3 separate regions of the Homo sapiens genome follow, and all the other regions are linked to region 1. The links are chromatin contacts, found by Hi-C or POLR2A ChIA-PET in ENCODE. All regions are on one chromosome and are shown on one strand. Each heading gives the region's core, a stretch centred on a gene start or an enhancer-like site at or near the end of the contact. The rest is flanking DNA. Distances are from core to core; before and after follow the strand shown.

Region 1 (3,841 bases), core at 827-3,326:
GTGAATAGAGAGGGAGAAAAAGCTCATTAAATCTATCTCCAAGAATAGAGATATTAGGCCAGGTGCAGTGGCTGACACCTGTAATCCCAAAAATTTGAGAGGCCGAGGCAGGTCGATCTACTAAAATACAAAAAAATAGCCAGGCATGGTGGCATGGGCCTGTAATCCCAGCTACTTGGAAGGTTGTGACTAAGAATCGCTTGAACCTGGGAGGAGGAGGTTGCAGTAAGCCAAGATCATGCCACTGCACTCTAACCTGGGTGACAGAGTGAGACTCTGTCTCAAAAAAATTAAAAAAAGAGAGAAGTTAGCATCATTCCATCATTCTTTGATGGTTTATCACTAGTGTAACAAAGACCAAAAGACCAGAAAGACAGAAAGTGAAAGGAGAGGGAGGGGGACCGCTGCAGGGATTTCTGAACTCCTGAGCTCTTTTCTGGCACTTCTATCCTCCCATTCCCAGAACTTAAGCTTCTTCGTTCCCTGGTCAGGAAGCATTTAAAACTGCTTTCAGTAAATTAACAACACTCAGGGTTAGTGAGGATATGAATAGACAGGCATTCTCATGTAGAGTTGCGCTAAATTTCCAGTGCAGGCTCTGTATCTCAAGTTTCTCCTAAGGCAAGCTGGTGCAACATGCTCACTATAGGGCCTTGCACAGGAAGGGTTGCAGTAAGATATGCTGGATGAAGGTAAAAGTGCAAATTACAGAAAAGCATATAAAGGAAGATCCTGGGCTGGGCACGGCAGCTCACATCTATAATTCCAGAGCTTTTGAGAGGCCGAAGTGGGATGATCCCTTGAGCCCAGGAATTTGAGACCAGCCCAGGCAACAAAGTAAGACCCTGTCTCTATAAAAAATTTAAAAATTAGCCAGGTGTGGTGGTGCATGCCTGTAGTCCCAGCTACTGAGAAGGCTAAGGTGGGAAGACTGCCTGAGCCCAGGAGGTCAAGGCTCCAGTGAGCCATGACTGCATAACTGTACTCTAGACTGGGTAACACAGTGAGACCCTGACTCCAAAAAAAGAAAAAAAAATGATCCTAATATAAACTGTATAAATTTCTATCTTTATGTGTATATACATAATGTGTATATACATAATGACAGATGTCTAGATTGAGCATCAACTAAATTTTAACTACTAGTACTGCTGATGATTTCATTTAAAAATTTTTTCTTCTCTTGATTAATTTTCTGTATTTGAATTTTTTCCCTTAAAAAGGGCATGTGTCATTTTAGATTACTAAAATAACTAAAATTAAAAGGTTTGTCTATCTGTTAAATACAGTTAAACCAAAAGCCTTAATTGAATTATTAAGTAAAATATACTTAAAATATAATAATATAAATACATTTTTTAAAACAAAGTTTCTCCAAATAAAGTAAAAACTTTATTTTATTTTTATTTTTTTGAGATGGAGTCTCACTCTGTCTCCCAGGCTGGTTGGTGTGCGGTAGTAAGATCTCCGCTCACTGCAACTTCCATATCCCAGGTTCAAGTGATTCTCCTGCCTCAGCCGCCCAGAGTAGCTGGGACTACAGGTGCGCACCACCACGCCCGGCTAATTTTTTTATGTTTTTAGTAGAGATGTGTTTTCACCATGTTGGCCAGGCTGGTCTCAAACTCCTGACCTCAAGTGATCCGCCCATCTTGGTCTCCCAAAGTGCTGGGATTACAGGTGTGAGCCACAGCGCCTGGCCGAAATAAAGTAAAAACTTTAATTCTTGGGCTAAATTTGAATATGGAAAAGTCCCCACGTTGGAGATATAGTACCAATTCTGTGGGCCTGCAGTTAAGATCAGAATTCAATCTAGCTTTCGAGAAAGAAAGGAAAAGCTTCTTTCATCCTTTACCAGTTTTCTAGCCGATCTAGGCAGATGTTGGGCGGGCCTCCAATGCAGGCAATCTGTTGCCGCCTCTTCCAGTCAGCCAGCTCCTCGTCCGTGAGAGTTTTCTGCACGTACTCCATCGCTGACAAAAGCCCCGCCAGCTCACTCACGATGCTCTGGTTGGAAACCAAAACAAAGTCAGAAAACATTTCCTCAGACTGTCTCTAACCACATTCTTTAGTCAACTCCAGAGCAGGAACTTCTTAGAAACCAAGCAAGTTCTGCCACAAGACGCTGAAATCCCGCAAGTGAGCGAGACACATGGGGGAAGTGGTCCGACCTATGCCCTTACTCTCCGCATCTGGTCCAGCGCAGTGAGCATCTGTTCCAGCTGCTGCATCTTCTGCCTGGTCACTGACTGGTTGTTTCCATTCAGATCTTGCATGTCTGCGAAGGAAGAAAAAACTCCTTGACCTGAGGGAATACTCCTTGACCTGAGGGAATACTCCTTGACCTGAGGGAATACTCCTGGACCTGAGGGAATACTCCTGGACCTGAGGGAATACTCCTGGACCTGAGGGAATACTCCTTGACCTGAGGGAATACTCCTGGACCTGAGGGAATACTCCTGGACCTGAGGGAATACTCCTGGACCTGAGGGAATACTCCTGGACCTGAGGGAATACTCCTGGACCTGAGGGAATACTCCTGGACCTGAGGGAATACTCCTGGACCTGAGGGAATACTCCTGGACCTGAGGGAATACTCCTTGACCTGAGGGAATACTCCTGGACCTGAGGGAATACTCCTGGACCTGAGGGAATACTCCTGGACCTGAGGGAATACTCCTTGACCTGAGGGAATACTCCTGGACCTGAGGGAATACTCCTGGACCTGAGGGAATACTCCTGGACCTGAGGGAATACTCCTGGACCTGAGGGAATACTCCTGGACCTGAGGGAATACTCCTTGACCTGAGGGAATACTCCTGGACCTGAGGGAATACTCCTGGACCTGAGGGAATACTCCTGGACCTGAGGGAATACTCCTGGACCTGAGGGAATACTCCTGGACCTGAGGGAATACTCCTTGACCTGAGGGAATACTCCTTGACCTGAGGGAATACTCCTGGACCTGAGGGAATACTCCTGGACCTGAGGGAATACTCCTGTCCTTAATGACCAGGCTCCTTTGAGGACCCGTACCTCCCTTGCGCCCCGCCCGCCTTAAGATCTAAACAGAGTTAAGACAAATGAGTCTTTCAACTCAACAACACAAACTCACTTTCTAGAGATTTTAACATCTCTAATATTCACTTGCCTCCTTGACTCTTGAGGGTTTTATAGTTGAAATCAAAGTCATCCTGGAGATTCTCTACCACTTTCATTTTCTGTTCTAGATCCTGTTTAAAATAAGCAAACAAAAAAACAGAAGTAAAGAAAGATTTCCTTGGGAACAGAAAATATAAAGTTTCTGAGGAGAATTCAAATGAAGCCAAAACCTCAAAAAAGATACATGCAGGACCTGCAGGCAGTATCCCCAAGAGAAGGCTCCCTGTTGGCCAGGTGCAGTGGCTCACGCCTGTAATGCCAGCACTTTGAGAGGCTGAGTTGGGAGGATCACTTGAGCCCAGGAGTTCATGATCAGCCTGGACAACACAGGGAGACCCCCATCTCTACAAATTTTTTTTTTTTAATTAGCTGGGCGTGGTGGTGCATGCCTGTGGTCCCGGCTACTTGGGAGGATGAGGTAGGAGGATCGCTTGGGCCTGAGAGGTCGAGGCTGCAGTGAGCTGTGATCATGCCACTGCAGCCCAGCCTGAGTGGCAGAGCAAGACCCTGTCTCAAAAAAAAAAAAAAAAATTAATGAAAGCTCCCTGCCCGAGGCTTGTAACTTGCATCACCTGCACTCTCTTCCGGACATCCTGAAGGTGCTGCTCCAGCATCTGCTGCTTCTCCGTCACCACGGCTGCTGTGGGGTGGTTGGCCTGGCCCCCTTGCTGCCAAAAAG
Region 2 (3,841 bases), core at 426-2,925, 490 kb after region 1:
GCCCAGGCTGGTCTCAAACTCCTGCTCAAGTGATCCACCTGCCTCAGCCTCCCATAGTGCTGGGATCACAGGTGTGAACCACCACTCCTGGCCTTTTTAATTAATTTATTTTTTGAGACAGGGTCTTGCACTGTTGCCCAAGCTGCAGTGCAGTGGCATGATCATAGCTTCCTGCAGCTTTGACCTCCTGGGCTCAAGTGATCCTCCTGCCTCAGCCTCCACCACCCACCACACCCAGCAATTTTTTTTTTTTTTTAGAGACAAGATCTCTGCTAGGTTGCTCAGGTTGGTCTTGAACTCCTGGGCTCAAGCGATCCTCCCACCTCAGCCTCCCAAAGCACTGAGATTACAGGCGTGAGCCATCACATCCAGCAAATTCTTCAGACTTTAAGACTCTACTCCATTTACCAGCTGTTGGACCTTAGGTAAGTCACTTAACCTCTCTGTGCCTCGGTTCTTCATCTGAAAAATGATGTAATGACGGTATACCCCGTACGGGTTGTTACAGGGACTAAATGAAGTAATACGTGTAATGCACTTGGTATTACTATATAGTAAGTCCTCAAAAAATACCATTTATTATTATATATACATATTCCTTTTCTCTGAAACAGCAGGAGCAGAAAATAAGGATCTTTCTTTTGCTACTGAAAGCTCTCTTTTTTTGAGACGGAGCCTCGCTCTGTTGCCCAGGCTGGAGTGCAGTGGTGCGATCTCAGCTCACTGCAAACTCCACCTCACCGGTTCAAGCGATTCTCCTGCCTCAACCTCCCGAGTAGCTGGGACTACAGGCACGTGCCATCACGCCCGGCTAATTTTTGTATTTTTAGTAGAGAGGGGTTTCGCCATGTTGGCCAGGCTGGTCTCGAACTCCTGACCTCAGGTGATCTGCCCGCCTCGGTCTCCCAAAATGCTGGGATTACAGGCGTGAGCCACCGCGCCCGGTCGGAAAGCTCTCAGAAGTCCACAATGTCAGAATGCTTTATGTTTCCAAGGAGAAAACAGGGAGCCAGATGAAGTGACTTTCCTAGGTTCACACGATGAGTTTGTGGCAGACTACACAGCCACCATAAGAATTATATCACCAAAGCTGCCCACCTTCCACATTCTTGACCACCCTCTTTCCAAGGGTCTCGCTGACCTGTGAGTTCCTGGATGGTGACACGGTCCAGGATCTTGAAACTCGTGTCCAGTTTCAGGGGCTGGCTGCAGCGCTGGCACACGAAGCTCACCTGCATGGTGCTGTTGTTGGACGTCTTAGACCCTTCCATCCCTGAGGCCGTGGAAAAGAGGCAACATTAGGGAGAAGCGACGCCCTTGACCTCCGGCCCGGGGTTACCACATGCCTTGGTGACGATGGTAAAGGGAGGGAAGTCCCAACCTGCGCCGTTCCCTCTAGGAATGGTATGATACGGGGAGGACCTGCTTCCGGGACAGCCTGAGCAAAGGCAGTTTAGAGCCCAGGGTCAGGGAAGGGACTCCAATAAGAGCCGTGAGGGTTCCCAGACTCCCTTCTAAGGTCCCACCTCAGCCCCCGATGCTCTTCACCTCGGGAGCCCGGAGCCCGTCACCCAAGTCCGGTCTACCGCGGAGGCACTGTGGCCTCGGGTCGGCCCCGGAGCGAGGCCTCCAGAACTACCATCGCTCTGTCTTCAGCGACTTCCCGGTAGCCGCCGGAAAACTTCCGCCCGAGACCGGACGTGACGCTACGACGGCAGCAGGAGCTCCTGGTCCACAGGCTCACAGGCCCGGCAGCGGCCCCCAGAGGCCGGGCTGGGAAAAGCAGCGGGCTTCAGCGGATGAACAAGGTTACCACGGGAAGTGTAGGAGCCAAGGCCGCAGAGAATGGGGAGGCTCCGCTATTCTCTAAATTCAGGGGGCGGCGGGCGCGGTGGCTCACGCCTGTAATCTCAGCACTTGGGGAGGCCGAGGAGGGCGGATCACGTGAGGTCAGGAGTTCGAGACCAGCCTGGCCAACACAGTGAAACCCCGTCTCTACTAAAAATACAAAAACTAGCCGGGCGTGGTGGGGCACGCCTATAATCCCAGCTTAATCCCAGCTACTCGGGAGGCTGAGGCAGGAGAATCGCTTGAACCTGGGAGGTGGAGGTTGCAGTGAGCCGAGATCGGGCCACTGCACTCCAGCCTGGGCGACAGGGCAAGGCTCCATCTCAGAACAACAACAGCAACAACAAAAGGCCGGGCATGGTGGCTCACGCTTGTAATTCCAGCACTTTGGGAGGCCGAGGCGGGCGGATCACAAGGTCAGGAGTTCGAGACCAGCCTGGCCAAAATGGTTAAATCCCGTCTCTACTAAAAAATACAATTAGCTGGGCATGGTGGCGTGCGCCTGTAATCCCAGCTACTCAGGAGGCTGGGGTAGGAAAATCGCTTGACCCCCGGAGGCGGAGGTTGCAGTGAGTCGAGATCATGCCACTGCACTCCAGCCTGGGCGACAGAAGGAAACTCCATCTCAAACCCCCCCCCCCCACACACACACACAAAACCAACAAAAAAAGAAAGTGATATTCAAATAAAAGCTTGAAGAAGGTGAGGAAGGAATTCTTACCTGCATCTTAAGGAAGAGCATTCTAGGCCAAGGGAACAGCAAGAGCACAGAGGGTACCTGTTTGGGGATTAGCAGAGGCTGGTGTGGCTAGAAGATGGGCAACGAAAAGAGATACAGAAAATGGGGTGAGGGAGGTAAGAGTGTTGAGCTACCACCTAGGCTCTTATAGGGATTGTAAAGCTCTGGCTTTCACTTTGAATGAGATGAGATGACTGGGTCTTGAGCAGAGGGACTTACTTCATTTTTAAAAACAACTTTATGGGGTATAATTTACATACCATAAGACTCACACTTTTTAAATGTACAGTTCAATAATTTTTAGTAAATTTACACAGTTGCCCAACTATCACCATAATCCAGTTTTAGAACATTTCCCATCTCCCCTTGCAATCCCCCACTGTGGCCTCCCAAAGTGCTGAGATTACAGGTGTGAGCCAATGTGCCTGGCCAAAAGTTTTTCATTTCAATAAAGTCCAATGTTTATGCTTTTGGTGTAAAAGAAACCACTGCTTAACCCAAAATTGTATGTAGTATTGTCTATTTTATTTTTATTTTGAGACAGTGTCTTACTCTGTTACCCAGGCTGGAGTGAAGCGGAACAAACAAACATGGCTCACTGCAGATTTGACTTCCTGGCTCAAGCAATCCTCTTGCTTCAACCTCCAGTGTAGCAGGGACCACAGGTGATCACTACCATGCCCAGCTAATTTTTAAAATTTTTTGTAGAGATGTGGTCTCACACTGCACTCCAGCCTCGGTGACAGAGCGAGACGCCATCTCAAAAAAAAAAAGAGATGGGGTCTCACTTTGTTGCCCAGGCTTCTGCTTTTTAAATTTAACATTTTTCTATGTTGCTACACAGTTATTGTAGTTATCATGGCTACATTACACTACACTAAATGTACTGCCTTAGTGTATTTTTTTACCGCTGGAAATTCTACTATTTCCCCTGTGGGTGATTACAATAATCCTGCAATGAAGAGCTGGCTACTTATGATAGAGACTCATAACTGGGACTACAGAATTAAGAGTGTGTCAGCTATTTAATGTCTCTTCCTTAACACTGGGAATCATTTTCCAAAGTGCTTGCACATAACTATATTCTGCTTCCAGTAATGTATGAGGAAGCCTGTTTTCATATTGCCTTGGCCAGTATTGGGTATCATATATTTGGGGAACAAAAGCAAAAAATGGCACTTCCTTGTTATTTTAATTAGCATCATTGATTGCTGGTAAGGCTGAACTTTTTGCTATGTATTTGCTTATTGTAGT
Region 3 (3,372 bases), core at 873-3,372, 370 kb after region 1:
TCTCCTCCATCTCCATTACCCTCCCTGAGCCCCCAAATCTATTCCAACAGCCACTCTTTCCAATTCCTGGGCCACATCCCAAGGACCATTACTGGCACCTCACCTGTAATCAAAGAAGAGCTCTTCGCCAGCTTGAATTGCCCTCTTGGCAAAGATCCCAATCCGATGGTCTCCATTCACCATGACCACTGCAAGCAGGATAAACCCGAGGCTAGGTTCCTACCCAACTCCAAGTCAATAACCAGTAGGCTTCTGGGTTGATTTTCTCCAAATTCCCAGTGAAAACATGAATCAAATGGAATTAGAAAGTAGTCAATATGGTAGTTGCCTCTATGCTTTTAGATCTGTTATTATGGCAGAAAAATTATCTTTATTATTATTATAAGTGGGGTTTTTTGTTTTGTTTTGTTTTGTTTTTTGAGACAGAGTCTTGCTCTGTTGCCCAGGCTGGAGTGCAGTGGCATGATCTTGGCTCATTGCAACCTCTGCCTCCAGGGTTCAAGCGATTCTTGTGCCTCAGCCACCTGAGTAGCTGGGACTACAGGTGCACACCACCACGCCCCCCAGCTGATTTTTGTATTTTTAGTAGAGATGGGGTTTCACCATGTTTGCTAGGCTGGTCTTGAACTCCTGGCCTCAAGTGATCCACCTGCCTCAGCCTCCCAAAGTGCTGGGATTACAGGCGTAAGCCACCACACCCAGCCTATTATTATTTTGTGAGATGGGTCTCACTATGTTGCTCAGGCTGGTTAAATCATGTTTGTGGGAAAGTGTTTATAATGTATTCGCTGAAAAAAGCAGATTAGAAAACTAAGATTGAGAGGGGCCTAAAATGATACCAGATATTAATCATGATTATCTTTGGACAAAAAATAGCTCAGCTAAGGAAAATGTTCAACAACGAATGGAAATCACAGTAAAGAGGCATCCATCCCCCACCCCACCTCCCAGGTTACTGGGACTCACCTTTGGCATAACAGTTGGGATTCACTGAATGATTTGCAAATCGAATTTTGTTTCCTTTCCGAGTAGCATCCACTACAAAATCTGTATAAAGTAAATCAAGGAAAACCATAAGCACAGCAGGCAATTCCACAGCTTCTCAGCTTGAATTTAAAATCAGTTAAATGGTAACAGAAACACTTTAGTCTGATGGGAATGTTGAAGCCCAGTGTGCTAACAGGAGCAGAGGAAAGCATGCAGCCTCAGAATTCAGCCTTGTGTGGGAGCACTCCCTTTGGGTCCCTCTTTGAATTATGGATCTTCTCATCTACTGGGCAGGGAGATTTCTCAGGTAAAGACGCTCAGCACTCCTATTACAAACAGAACCCAGAAATGGAGGTTCTTCCAAAGCAAGGGCACTGTGGCCTGTGGGATCCCCAAGTGTGATCCTGCCCCCTTGCTCTATGCATCTGCTGGAAGATTCGGAGCTGATCTAAACTTGGACTACAGCAAGGGCAATCTGGTAGAAAGATCACCTTGGGGCCAAGTGCGGTGGCTTACTCCTGTAATCCTAGCACTTTGGGAGGCCGAGGCGGGTGGATCACTTGAGGCCAGGAGTTCGATACCAGCCTGGCCAACATGGTGAAACCCAGTCTCTACTAAAAATACAAAAATATTAGCCGGGCATGGTGGCAGGTGCTTGTAGTCCCAGCTACTCGGGAGGCTGAGGCAGGAGAATCACTTGAACCCGGGAGGCAGAGGGTAGAGGCTACAGTGAGCCAAGATCGCACCATTGCACCCTAGCCTGGGCAACAGAGCAAGACTCCGTCTCAAAAAAAGAAAAAAAAAAAAGACCACCTTGGGATGAGACAAAGTGACTTCATACCATTATTGAGGTTGAAGAGGAAGCTGGACATGTATTTGTCATAGACCTTTCCGCGTCGATCAGCCTCATCCTGAGAGATGAGCTAGAGAGATAGACAAATAACAAATAGGAGTATCAGGCTGCCTGCTCAGGGCATGGTACCCTGCCCCCAGAAAGGGCTGGGTGGTATCTCACATGGGTGCTTACTGAGCATCATGATGAGAATCACAAGAGAGCAAGTTCAAGTTATGCTGTTCCAATTCCCACCCAGGCCAACCAGTTTTAAGGCTGAAAAGAGCCCCCCTCATCTCTTGTGTCTGGAGTTGCCAAAGAGTTGAACAGTGGTTTCAGTACTGCAAACGGTTCTGTGGGATCTCCCCAAGAGGCCACGTGAGAACACAGCTGAGTTATTTAGAGATTAATTCAAAGAAGCCTGGCCCACAGAAAATCAGAGTTTCTCATCAGTCTCCCCCGAGTAAGAATGTGGGCCAAAACTATAGCACTCACCTCACCACAGTATTCAGAAATGAATTCGTTCTTCTGCACAGACTCCTTTATGAAGGTGCCCCATCCGGCCACATCAGAGGGGGCCAGCAGCAGGTGCTGGGGAAGAGGGGGCCAAGTCTCAGACTACAGGGTGTGCATGAGTAGGGGGTGTGTGCTGGATGTGCACATGTGTGGTGGGGGTGGGGTGGAAAGAACCAGCAACTGTTAAGAGGATCTGAAAGCAGAAAAAGGTCTAACCCATTCTTTTCTGCTTGGGAGAGAAAAGAAAATGGGAGGTGGTGACGAACGGAAATAGGATATCTCTTCCTTTATCCATGGAGCCCTCCTGGGCCTTAGTCTATAGGAATTCACTGCAATGTGTGAGGTAAACATAGACATCACCAAAGGTGCATACACCTCGCAGCTCCTTTTTGTCTGGCCAGTTCAAGGAACCACTTTTCTTTCTCTTTTTGGAGATGGAATCTCACTCTGTCCCAGGCTGGAGTGCAGTGGTGCGATCTCGGCTTGCTGCAACCTCCACCTCCCAGGTTCAAGCGATTCTCCTACCTCAGCCTTCTGAGTAGCTGGGATTACAGGCATGCACCACCATGCCTGGCTAATTTTTATATTTTTAGTAGAGACAGGGTTTCACCATGTTGCCCAGGCTGGTCTCGAACTCTTGACCTCATGATCCGCTGGCCTCGGCCTCCCAAACTGCTGGGATTACAGGCATGAGCCACCACACCTGGCCAGGAACCATTTTTCTAAGCCCTACTGGGACTGAAGCCTTTATTAATTCAGTAAATATGTGTCTTTTAGGATTTATCAAGCACTTTCACATATAAAGCCTCAAAAGAACCAGTGGAAAGAGAATGCTTGGGACCGTTCCTTCCTTCCCCCTCCATTTTATGTGGTGTGGGGTCCTGAGGAAAGGCCTCACCTTCTTAAGTCCACGCTGGATGCTGCAGTTTTTACAGGAAACCACCTTGCAGTCCCAGTGCTCTGAGGCCCCACAGGTGAGACACAGGTCAGGGTCACATTCTCGCACTGCCAGATAGCAAGGACATTGCTTGGTATTG

What was found. A loop is a pair of places that touch in the nucleus more often than their neighbours do. ChIA-PET counts read pairs that join two places held with the same protein, here RNA polymerase II (POLR2A). Pooled maps may share reads with other maps.
Region 2: a loop to region 1 is called in a pooled map, with 3 times the contacts of the local background. The contact joins the promoter of BECN1 here to the enhancer-like site in region 1. A Hi-C loop is called at or near these places in 1 of 50 pooled maps. POLR2A ChIA-PET finds 5 or more read pairs at or near these places in 2 of 52 experiments (T-cell and activated CD8-positive, alpha-beta T cell).
Region 3: a map with no recorded cell type shows a loop between it and region 1 (15-fold over the local background). The contact joins two enhancer-like sites. A Hi-C loop is called at or near these places in 1 of 37 single-sample maps with no recorded cell type and 2 of 50 pooled maps. POLR2A ChIA-PET finds 5 or more read pairs at or near these places in 1 of 52 experiments (activated CD4-positive, alpha-beta T cell).

Annotation. Positions count from the first base shown.
Region 1 is chr17:42,335,580-42,339,420 of GRCh38, forward strand. It overlaps STAT3 (signal transducer and activator of transcription 3), which reads right to left. Exons shown (of 24, transcript NM_139276.3): 5 at 3,735-3,830; 6 at 3,152-3,233; 7 at 2,184-2,278; 8 at 1,856-2,007. Among named protein-coding and RNA genes, the nearest start is that of STAT5A, 49 kb to the left of the region's middle. RefSeq lists an enhancer at 1,785-2,094 and a silencer at 2,225-2,274. Within about 2 kb of position 2,077, at least 6 of the 41 ENCODE cell types and tissues checked have a DNase peak (open chromatin) inside an H3K27ac peak, as active enhancers do.
Region 2 is chr17:42,822,607-42,826,447 of GRCh38, forward strand. BECN1 (beclin 1) reads right to left here and starts at 1,676. Exons shown (of 12, transcript NM_001313998.2): 1 at 1,549-1,676; 2 at 1,142-1,273. The coding sequence starts at 1,271. It overlaps MIR6781 (microRNA 6781), which reads right to left and starts at 1,337; the gene lies at 1,274-1,337. RefSeq lists enhancers at 903-1,469, 1,470-2,038, 1,905-2,034, 2,039-2,605.
Region 3 is chr17:42,702,774-42,706,145 of GRCh38, forward strand. EZH1 (enhancer of zeste 1 polycomb repressive complex 2 subunit) reads right to left here. Exons shown (of 21, transcript NM_001991.5): 16 at 3,234-3,372; 17 at 2,315-2,410; 18 at 1,829-1,910; 19 at 967-1,047; 20 at 104-188. Among named protein-coding and RNA genes, the nearest start is that of MIR6780A, 3.7 kb to the right of the region's middle. RefSeq lists an enhancer at 2,077-2,717. Within about 2 kb of position 2,123, at least 2 of the 41 ENCODE cell types and tissues checked have a DNase peak (open chromatin) inside an H3K27ac peak, as active enhancers do.